Regions from separate parts of the Homo sapiens genome. Here region 1 is linked to region 2. A link is a loop called in an ENCODE intact Hi-C map of the cell type or tissue named here. Cell type or tissue: endothelial cell of umbilical vein. All regions are shown on one strand. Links, peaks and the distances in the headings refer to the core of each region. The heading gives the core; the rest is flanking DNA. Region 1 has its middle 160 kb from the start of PTGER4. Region 2 has its middle 210 kb from the start of PTGER4.

Region 1 (4,402 bases), core at 273-4,272, 56 kb before region 2:
TCTCCACATCCTTGCCAGCATTTGTTATTGCCTGTGTTTTGGAGAAAAGCCATTTTAACTGGGGTTAGATGATAACTCATTGTAGTTTTGATATGCATTTCCCTGATGATCAGTGATGCAGTGCAACTTTTTATATTCCTGTTGGCCATTTACATCTCTTCTTTTGAGAAATGTCTACTCAGAATTTTTGCCCATTTAAAAATCAGATTATTTGGTTTTCTTCTAAGTTGTTTGAGCTCCTTATGTATTCTGGTTATTAATCCCTTGTCAGATGGAAAGTTTGCAAATATTTTCTCCCATTCTGTTGGTTGTCTCTTCACTTTGTTTATTGTTTGTTATGAAGAAGCTTTTAAACTTGATGTAATTCCATTTGTCCATTTTTGCTTTGGTTGCTGTGCTTTTGGGATATTACTCAATAACTCTTTGCCCAGACCAATGTCCTAGAAATTTTCCTCAATGTTTTCTTGTAGTAGTTTCGTAGTTTGAGGTCTTAGATTTAAGTCTTTAATCCATTTCGATTTGATTTTTGTATATGGTGAGAGATAGGGGTCTAGTTTCATTCTTCTGCATGTGGATATTCAGTTTTCCCAGCACCATTTATTGAAGAGACTGTCTTTTCCCAATGTATGTTCTTCGCAGCTTTAACAAAAATGTATGGATTTATTTTGGGGTTCTGTATTCTGTTACACTGGTCTATGTGTTTGTTTTTATCCCAGCACCATGCTGTTTTGGTTACTATAGTGCTGTAGTATAATTTGAAGTCAGGTAATATGATTCTTCCAGTTTTGTTGTTTTTGCTCAGAATGGCTTTGGCTTTTCAGCATCTTTTGTGGTTCTATATACATTTTCAGATTACTTTTTCTATTTCTGTGAAGAATGTCATTGGTATTTTGATAGGAATTGCATTGAATCTGTAGATTGCTTTGGGTAGTACGGACATTTTAATAATATTGATTCTTCCAATCCATGAACATGGAATAGCTTTCCATTTTTGGCATCCTCTTCAATTTCTTTCATCAGTGTTTTATAATTTTCATTGTATAGATCTTTCACTTCTCTGTTCAAGTTAATTCCTAGGTATTTAATTTTGCCTGTAGCTATTGTACAATCAATAGGATTGTTTTCCTGATTTCTTTTTCAGATTGTTCACTGTTGGCATGTAGAAATCCTACTGGTTTTTGTATGTTGATTTTGTCTCTTGCAACTTTACTGAATTTGTTTATCAGTTCTAACAGTTTTTTGTGGAGCCTTTAGCTTTTTCTAAATATAAAATCATATCATCTGCAAACAAGGATAATTTGACTTCTTCTTTTCCAATTTGGATGCTCTTTATTTCTTTCTCTTGTCTGATTGCTTTAGTTAGGACTTTTGATACTATGTTGAATAACAGTGGTGACAATGAGCATCCTTGCTGTGTTCCAGACCTTAGAGGAAAGGCTTTCAGGTTTTCCCCATCTAGTATGATACTAGTGGTGAGTCTATTGTATATGACTTTTATTGATTTGAGATGTTGAATTTCAACATCGCTTCAATGATAAATTTCAGCACCAATTGAAATGATCATATGGTTTTTGTCCTTCATTCTGTTGATATAGTGTATCACATTGGTTGATTTGCATATGTTGACCCATCCTTGCATCCCTAGGGTAAATCCCACTTGGCACGATGAATGATATTTTTAATGCGTTGTTGAATTTGGTTTGCAAGTATTTTGTTGAAGATTTTTGCATTAATATTTATCAGATATTGGCCTGTAGTTTTCTTTTCTTTCTTTCTTCTTTTTTTTTTTTTTCTTGATGTGTCTTTGTCTGGTTTCGGTATCAGGGCAATATTGGCATCGTAGAGTGAGTTTGGAAGTATTCTCTCCTCCTCTATTTTTTGGAATAGTTTGAGTAAAACTGGTATTAGTTCTTCTTTAAATATTTGGTAAAATTTAGCAGTGAAGCCATTGGGTCCCAGACTTTTCTTCACTGGGAAACCAGTGTAAGTTTTTGAATTAAGAGAGATAACTAGAAATATACCAGTGATATATTTTTCAACATAGGTAAGATAAATGTTAAATATACATATTTCTCTTCTCTAGTTCAGCTTTTCTGATTCTAATTGTGCCCCCAACCCTCTCCAAATAACTGAAGTTTAGCTCTCCTAAAAGGAACTTTAAAATTGTAGGTTGTAAAAGTCATCTAAGTTAGGATTTCCAACTTATTTAGCCATCAGACACAATAGGAGTTATAATTTCTTGGCAGAACACCAATGAGGTATAATAATACATGTACAATACAGTGGACAGCAAAGTGTCACTGGTCACTGTTGACATCCATATTGCCAAATGCAATAGATGCTCCTCTGTCTTCATCCTTCTTGATTTCTCAACAGTGTCTGAACAGTTGTTTCCCACATTTGGAAATCTTGTACTCTGTTAACTTCAAGTCCTTATGTCATCCTGTTTTCCTTGTACCTTCCTGCCACTCCTTCTTAAGAGTCTCTTAAGTACTTAAGTTTCAATCTTAGGCACACTTCTCTTTTATTATTATCCTTTCTAAGTGATGCCCTCAATTTCCAATCTTGAAATGATCTCTATATGCTTGTTATAAGACTCCAGCTTGACCTCTCTCTTGAACTTATTCCTTACATTTCTCAAGGTTTTAGATACCAAACTATTCTGAAAAGCAACGAGGACTTATTGCAAAGTGAAAGTGCAAATTTTAAGCTTTGTTTATTTTTTTTTTTGCAGTGGCCTTTTAAGTGAATTCTTATGCCTCAATTAACTTTGATATTTCCTACAGGAAATATCTATGCAATTCTAAGTTTTTATTAGGAAGTTATATCCACTTATCATTGTTTTTCAACCTCCTTTCTGGGCTATGAATTAGCTGTAAACATGCTGAAAAGAATCATCTGTTGATATGCTTCTGCCAAAAATATTTGTTTTGGCTGTTACAGGAACTCTGTCAATAGAGTCTATGGAAATATTGGTTACTTTGTGTCCTGGACAGGTGGCCTTTTCACTGCTCCCTAATTCACACCATTTCGGTAGCCTTCTGTTAGTTCAGTGTTTTCAACCTTGGCTACACATCATAATTGTATAAAGGGCTTTCTAAAAGTACGGATGTTTGACTCCCTTACAGATTCTAGTTCAATTGATCCTGAGTGGTGCCCAGGCAGAGGTACTTCTTCAGAGATCCCTAGGTGATAGTAACATGAGCTAGGTTTGAGAATCATCTGTAGTAGAACAATCTTTGCATCAGTTGAGCTTGGTGTTTAATTCTGCCTCACTACTCCCAGCTGGGTGATCTTGGGCATGTTGCTTAAACTTTCCGAGCCCAACACCTCCTATCTGTAAAATAGAATAAATGGTATCTACACCACAAAAGCTTGGTTTGAAGAGTAAATATTTAACCTAATGTGTTCAGCATTTTACAGGACCTAATAGGGATTTAACTTCAAGTCCAGCCCTTTGTTATGACTTTCTCTCTCATTTTTCTTCCATGTGACTTTTTTTAAACCATCAGTGTCATGTTTTTTTGTTCTCCTTAAATGTAAATATCTTCCCACACTTTTAGCACTTTGTATCCTGTTATTGTTGATAAAAGCCATGAAAAAGCAGTGGTTCAAAAGTCAAGAAACAGGACCATGACCTAGTGTCAGTGCGTCTCTCATTTAACTCTTAATATATCTAACTGGACTCTGGGAACTAACCTCAGCTTTGATCCACTGACAGTTCCTTCCTTCTAGTTTTAAAACTGTGTTTGACATTTACACTCTCTTTCTTTAAAATTAACCCCTTGAAAATGCTAAGATTTGATGTCCCTATGCTACCTTGCAGTTGGGTACACAATGGCGGTAAGGGTGATGATAACCATGAGGATGATAATAATGATGTTTGAGGACCTTTGACTACAATCACATTATGTAAAAGAGTCTGTTCACATGGCCTAAGTGGGAGAACATGAGTTAAGTAAGTACCTTTCTCTGTAGGCTGACATAAGTGTTATGAATGTTTTCAAGTTCTTTATTTAAATTGTATCAAGACCTAATGCTGCAAGTCAGCCTAAACTCTATTTTCTCAGCTATATGTGTTCATAAGATGAATACTTTTCCAATAAGATTTTTCTGAGTTCATGAAATAACCACTGTTAAGCCATTGACATCATACAAATTATTTTGAAATGTTACCTTATATTTTGTTTTCAGCCCACTTTTCCTGAAACAAAAAACTTTTTACTTCGAAATTTTAACTGAAAACATTTCTAGGCTATAATCAATGTAGATATAATGGTATCTCATTACAGAAAAATTGAAATACTAGATGTAAAGTTCAAATTAATGGAGGAAAGGAATATATAATCAATATTTTATTCACATCCTGGTGATTTATTTTGTTGCTATTGATAATGTACGG
Region 2 (4,402 bases), core at 262-4,261:
AGTTTTTTAAAAGGGAAAGTAGGTTAAATTTTGTCAAATGCTTTTTCTGCATTTACTAAGATGGTCATGTAAGTTTGTTCTTTATTTTATTGATAAGAAGTATGTTAAACTAATCTTTCATTCTGGGGATAAATTCTCTTGATCATGGTGTATAATCCTTTTTATATGTTGCTGGATTTGATATGACAGCATTTTGTTGAAGATTTCTGAGTTTATATACATAGGATATATTGATCTGTGTTTTTCTTTTCTTGTAATGTTTTTGTCTGGTTTTGTTATTAGGATAACACTGGACATATAGTATTATTTGGGAAATATTTCCTTTCCCTTTTTGTAACAATTTGTAAAAAATTGATATTAATTCTTCTTTAAATAGTAGAATTCAACTGTGAATCCATATGTGTTTAGGTTTTCATTATGGAAGTTTTAAAATTATTAATGTAATTTCCTTACTTTTTATAGGTCCATTCAGAATTCTTTTTTTCCTGAGACAGTTTTACTTCTAAAATTGTGTCCATTTGACTTAAATTATTTAATTTGTTGTCATTAGTTGAGAGTATTTCTTTATAATTCTTTTAAATTTTGTGAGGTTGACAATGATGTTTCCTCTTTCATTTTTTATTTTAGTAGTTTGGGTCTTCTCTTATTTTTTCTTAGTCAGTATAGCTAAAAGTTTGTCAATATTTTCTAATCCTTTCAGAGGACAAATTTTTGGTTTTATTTATTTTCTCTTTTGCTTTTCTGTTCCCCTTAATTTCCAGTCAAAAGTTTATTATTTTCTTCCTTCTGCTTAAATGGGCTCGACTTGTTCTGTTTTCAGTGCTTTAAGGTGAAGGTTTGGTTACTGATTTTGAGATTGTCCCACTTTTTAAATATAGGCATTTCCATCTATAAATTTTTCTCTAAGTCCTGCGTTAGCAGTGTCCCATAAATTTTGATGTCATGCTTTTATTTTCATTCATCTCAAAGATTTTAAAATTTCTATTGTGATTTTTAACTTTGAGCCACTGACTATTCAGAAAGATGTTAATTTCCTCATATTCACAAGTTTTCCAAATTTCTTTTTGCTATTGGTTTCTAATCACATGCTATTATGGTTGGTGTGTGCATTTTGCATAATTTCAGTCATTTAAGTTTATCAAGACTTGCTTTATCATCTAACATACGGTGAATTCTGAAGAAATTTCTGTGTGTGCTTAGAAAAAATGTGTATTCTGCTGCTGTTCTTTACAGCATTCTATAGATGTTTGTTAGGTCTAGTTTCTTATAATGTTCAAATTTTCCATTTATTTTAAAATCTTCTCTCTAGTTTTTCTACTTTTCTAGAAAGAAATAGCTATTATTGTTGAATCACCTAATTTCTCCTTGATTTTATCAGCTTTTGCTTTATATAATTTGAAGCTCTGTTGTTAAATGTCTGTATGTTTATCAATTTCATAACTTTCTCCTGGATGGACCATTTTATTATTATAAAATGTCTATCTTTATTTTGAGTAATTAATTTTTGTTCTAAAGTCTGTTTGGAATAATATTAGTGTAACTACTCCAGCTTTCTTGTGTTTGCTGTTTGCACAATATATATATTTTACATCCTTTTACTTCTAACATTTTGTCTTTGAACCTAGACAAGGTTCTTCTGTAGATAGCATGTAGTTGGATCTTGTTTTTATATAGTCTAATAATCTCTGATTTTGAGTTCTTTAATTCATTCACATTTCATTCAATTGTTCATATAACTGGGTTTACATTTGCTATTTTATGCTTCATTTTCTTTGTCTCATGTCTTTTATGTTCCTGTTTTTCTGCTTTACCACTTTCTTTTGCATTAAGTGGTTTCTAGTGTAACATCTTCATTCCTTTCATAATTTTTTTTCACTATTTTTTGAGTTATTTTGTGATAAAATAGAGAAAAAAATCTCCTATATTTATTAGGGAAATAGTACTATTGATTGAGTCTATCAATCTTTGTTAATCATCAAGTGTGAGAAGGCATGAATGTGTGTGTGTGAGAGAGAGAGAGAGAGAAAGAGAGAGGGAGAGAGAGAGAGATACATTTGAGATAGAGCAGGCAGACTTTTTTACTTCTGTAGACACTTTTTTTCCCCAAATTTGAAGTTTATTTTACCAAGGTTATATACATGCCCATAACACAGCCTCAGGAGGCCCTGAGAACAAGCGCCCAAGGTGGTTGGGTCACAGCTTGATTTTATACATTTTAGAGGGGGCAGAAGTTACAGGCAGACATCATCAATTCATGTAAGGTGTACATTGGTTCAGTCTGGAAAGGTGGGATGAAGTGGGGCCTTTCAGGTCACAGATGGATTCAAAGATTTCCTGACTGGCAATTGGTTGAAAGAGTTAAGTTTTGCCTAAAGAGTTGAAATCAGCAGAAAGAAGTGCTTAGGTTAAGATAAGGGGACTTGGTGGAAGCCAAGATTCTTGTTATGCAGAGGAAGTCTCCAGCAATATTACTTCAAGGAGCGTTTCCTCTGGTTGATGAGGGAAGTACTACTGGAAAACCATAAAGCTGCCTCAAACAATAAACTTTAATTTTATATCATATCATATTATCAGGTAGGGACTCTTCTGGGAAGCTGACATGTATCCAGTAGGGTAGTTTAGCAATTCCAGGTAAGTTATGCTAACTAGACCAAATGTACTTCTGGAAACACTGGTAATTAAGAAGAAAGAGCATTTATGTGTGCTGTGAGCTTTCAAATTTTTCCCTTCACATCAAATAGGCTTGATTTTTGTCAAGGTTACTTCCACTTGAATTCAGAAGTGTTTCCATGATTGAATCTGATATTGATCTACTGATAGCTACTCGATTTACAATTAGGGCTTTTTCCCTTTATGAAGACAACCCAATCATGATTGTTCTCCACGTGTTTCCTCAGGGAAAGAATATTTATTTACGTTAATGGCTTCAATGTGATCACAAGGTAACTGCCCGTTGTTTGTAGCTATTTGCCCTTCACTCTGAGCTTCTCAAAAACAATTATTGGAACATTCTTAAAGATGAAAGCCTTGTTTTTCAGATCTAGGCAGCTACTAAGCTTTGAATCTGTGAACTCTACCATCACTGACATTCCAGGTGCACTGTGAGGGGTAGTTAAGAAGTTTTATATTTGAAGGGAAGCTTACTGCTTGAAGTAGCTCATGGTTGACAATAGATTATTTATTTGAGCTTACAAATCTGGCTTCTGCAGCTATTTTCTTTACTACATACTCTATTCTTCTTTCCCCATCTTCTCAAATTTAGTTTTGTCTCTGATTAAGCTATTAAACACAAGAGCATTATGCTTTTGTAGAAGCAAGAGCTTGAAGAAAATTATGCTATTTTGATTTTGAAATACGCTTTAAGAGTAGCAGTGAAAAACCTTTGAAAATATTACTCATCTCTGGTTAAAATATCTCTGGGAAGTGAGTCAGTATTTTATTATTCTCTTTCGGATGTTATTAGCTGGGGACAGTCAAAAGAATTCGAGGAAAAATTAAATCACTTATATAAACCCAGGTGAAGAAGCCAGGGTTAAAACCCAAATCCTTCCATCGTGATACTTGCTTTTTCTCTCTGAATTATGCTCCTTTTTTAAAACAGCATTCTGTTTCCTAATATGATACAAGCAGTTGACCTGAAATTTGCTTCCATGAATTTCTATCTTTACTGAAACAAGAGGGAAAATGTTTTACATTGTTTGCCATAAGGTAGGTTGATAATTGATTACACAAATGGGAGGTAGGGGTGGAAAAGGTAATTACTTACTGTAAGATGAAGTCAGAACACTACGTTATACTTCTGGCTTTTCAATACTTGGCATTGCTCAAATCATTTTATATTTTTATGCACCATCCTTCACGTGTGAGATGGATCTCATCATAAACACATGGCTGTGTGGAGGTATTGTCAGGAATTCCTTATTTGAAGGCTTGTATTTAAAGGGTGGAGGTGGGAATGAAGCCACAGTGTATGCTCATCAATCTTACCATGAACTGTCCTGCGTATTCACAAATCACCACAAATATTCCCATATCATTTTTTCATACTGTTATACTCAATTATAAGGTACAATAAATTTTAAGATATATTATCTATTTAATAATATCTTCAGAAGAAAAGTTTCTATATCAAAGGTACATGCCCAATGAAAGAGGTATCCTGATTTTAGAAACATTAAAATTGACAGATTGTATTTTAGAATCAAGGAAATGTGGTTCAAAACTCCATTATTTTCTCTTTTTAAATAAAATCTGACTCTCCAGGCCACCTAAAAAATAAGTATGAAGAAAGTTCTTGTCTTAGTTTCTGTCTTAGTCAGATATCTGTTGCTCGTAGCAGGATACCTGAAACTGGGTAATTTAGTAAAACAATAACAACAACAACAATAACAACAAAACACAT

What was found. Hi-C counts contacts between places; a loop is a spot of excess contacts. Peaks named below come from ENCODE experiments on the same cell type or tissue, not always from the same donor. Only the 100,000 strongest peaks of a DNase experiment are listed, where the experiment ranks them.
Region 1: a loop joins it to region 2, with 2.1 times the contacts of the local background. A loop is called at or near these places in 1 of 110 quality-filtered maps.

The regions. Positions count from the first base shown.
Region 1 is chr5:40,520,118-40,524,519 of GRCh38, reverse strand. No RefSeq gene overlaps it. Among named protein-coding and RNA genes, the nearest start is that of PTGER4, 160 kb to the left of the region's middle. In endothelial cell of umbilical vein, for the core only: no CTCF peak of the experiment used is centred there; a DNase peak (open chromatin) is centred at 2,769; H3K27me3 peaks cover 838 bases.
Region 2 is chr5:40,463,688-40,468,089 of GRCh38, reverse strand. No RefSeq gene overlaps it. Among named protein-coding and RNA genes, the nearest start is that of PTGER4, 210 kb to the left of the region's middle. In endothelial cell of umbilical vein, for the core only: no CTCF peak of the experiment used is centred there; DNase peaks (open chromatin) are centred at 2,489 and 3,309.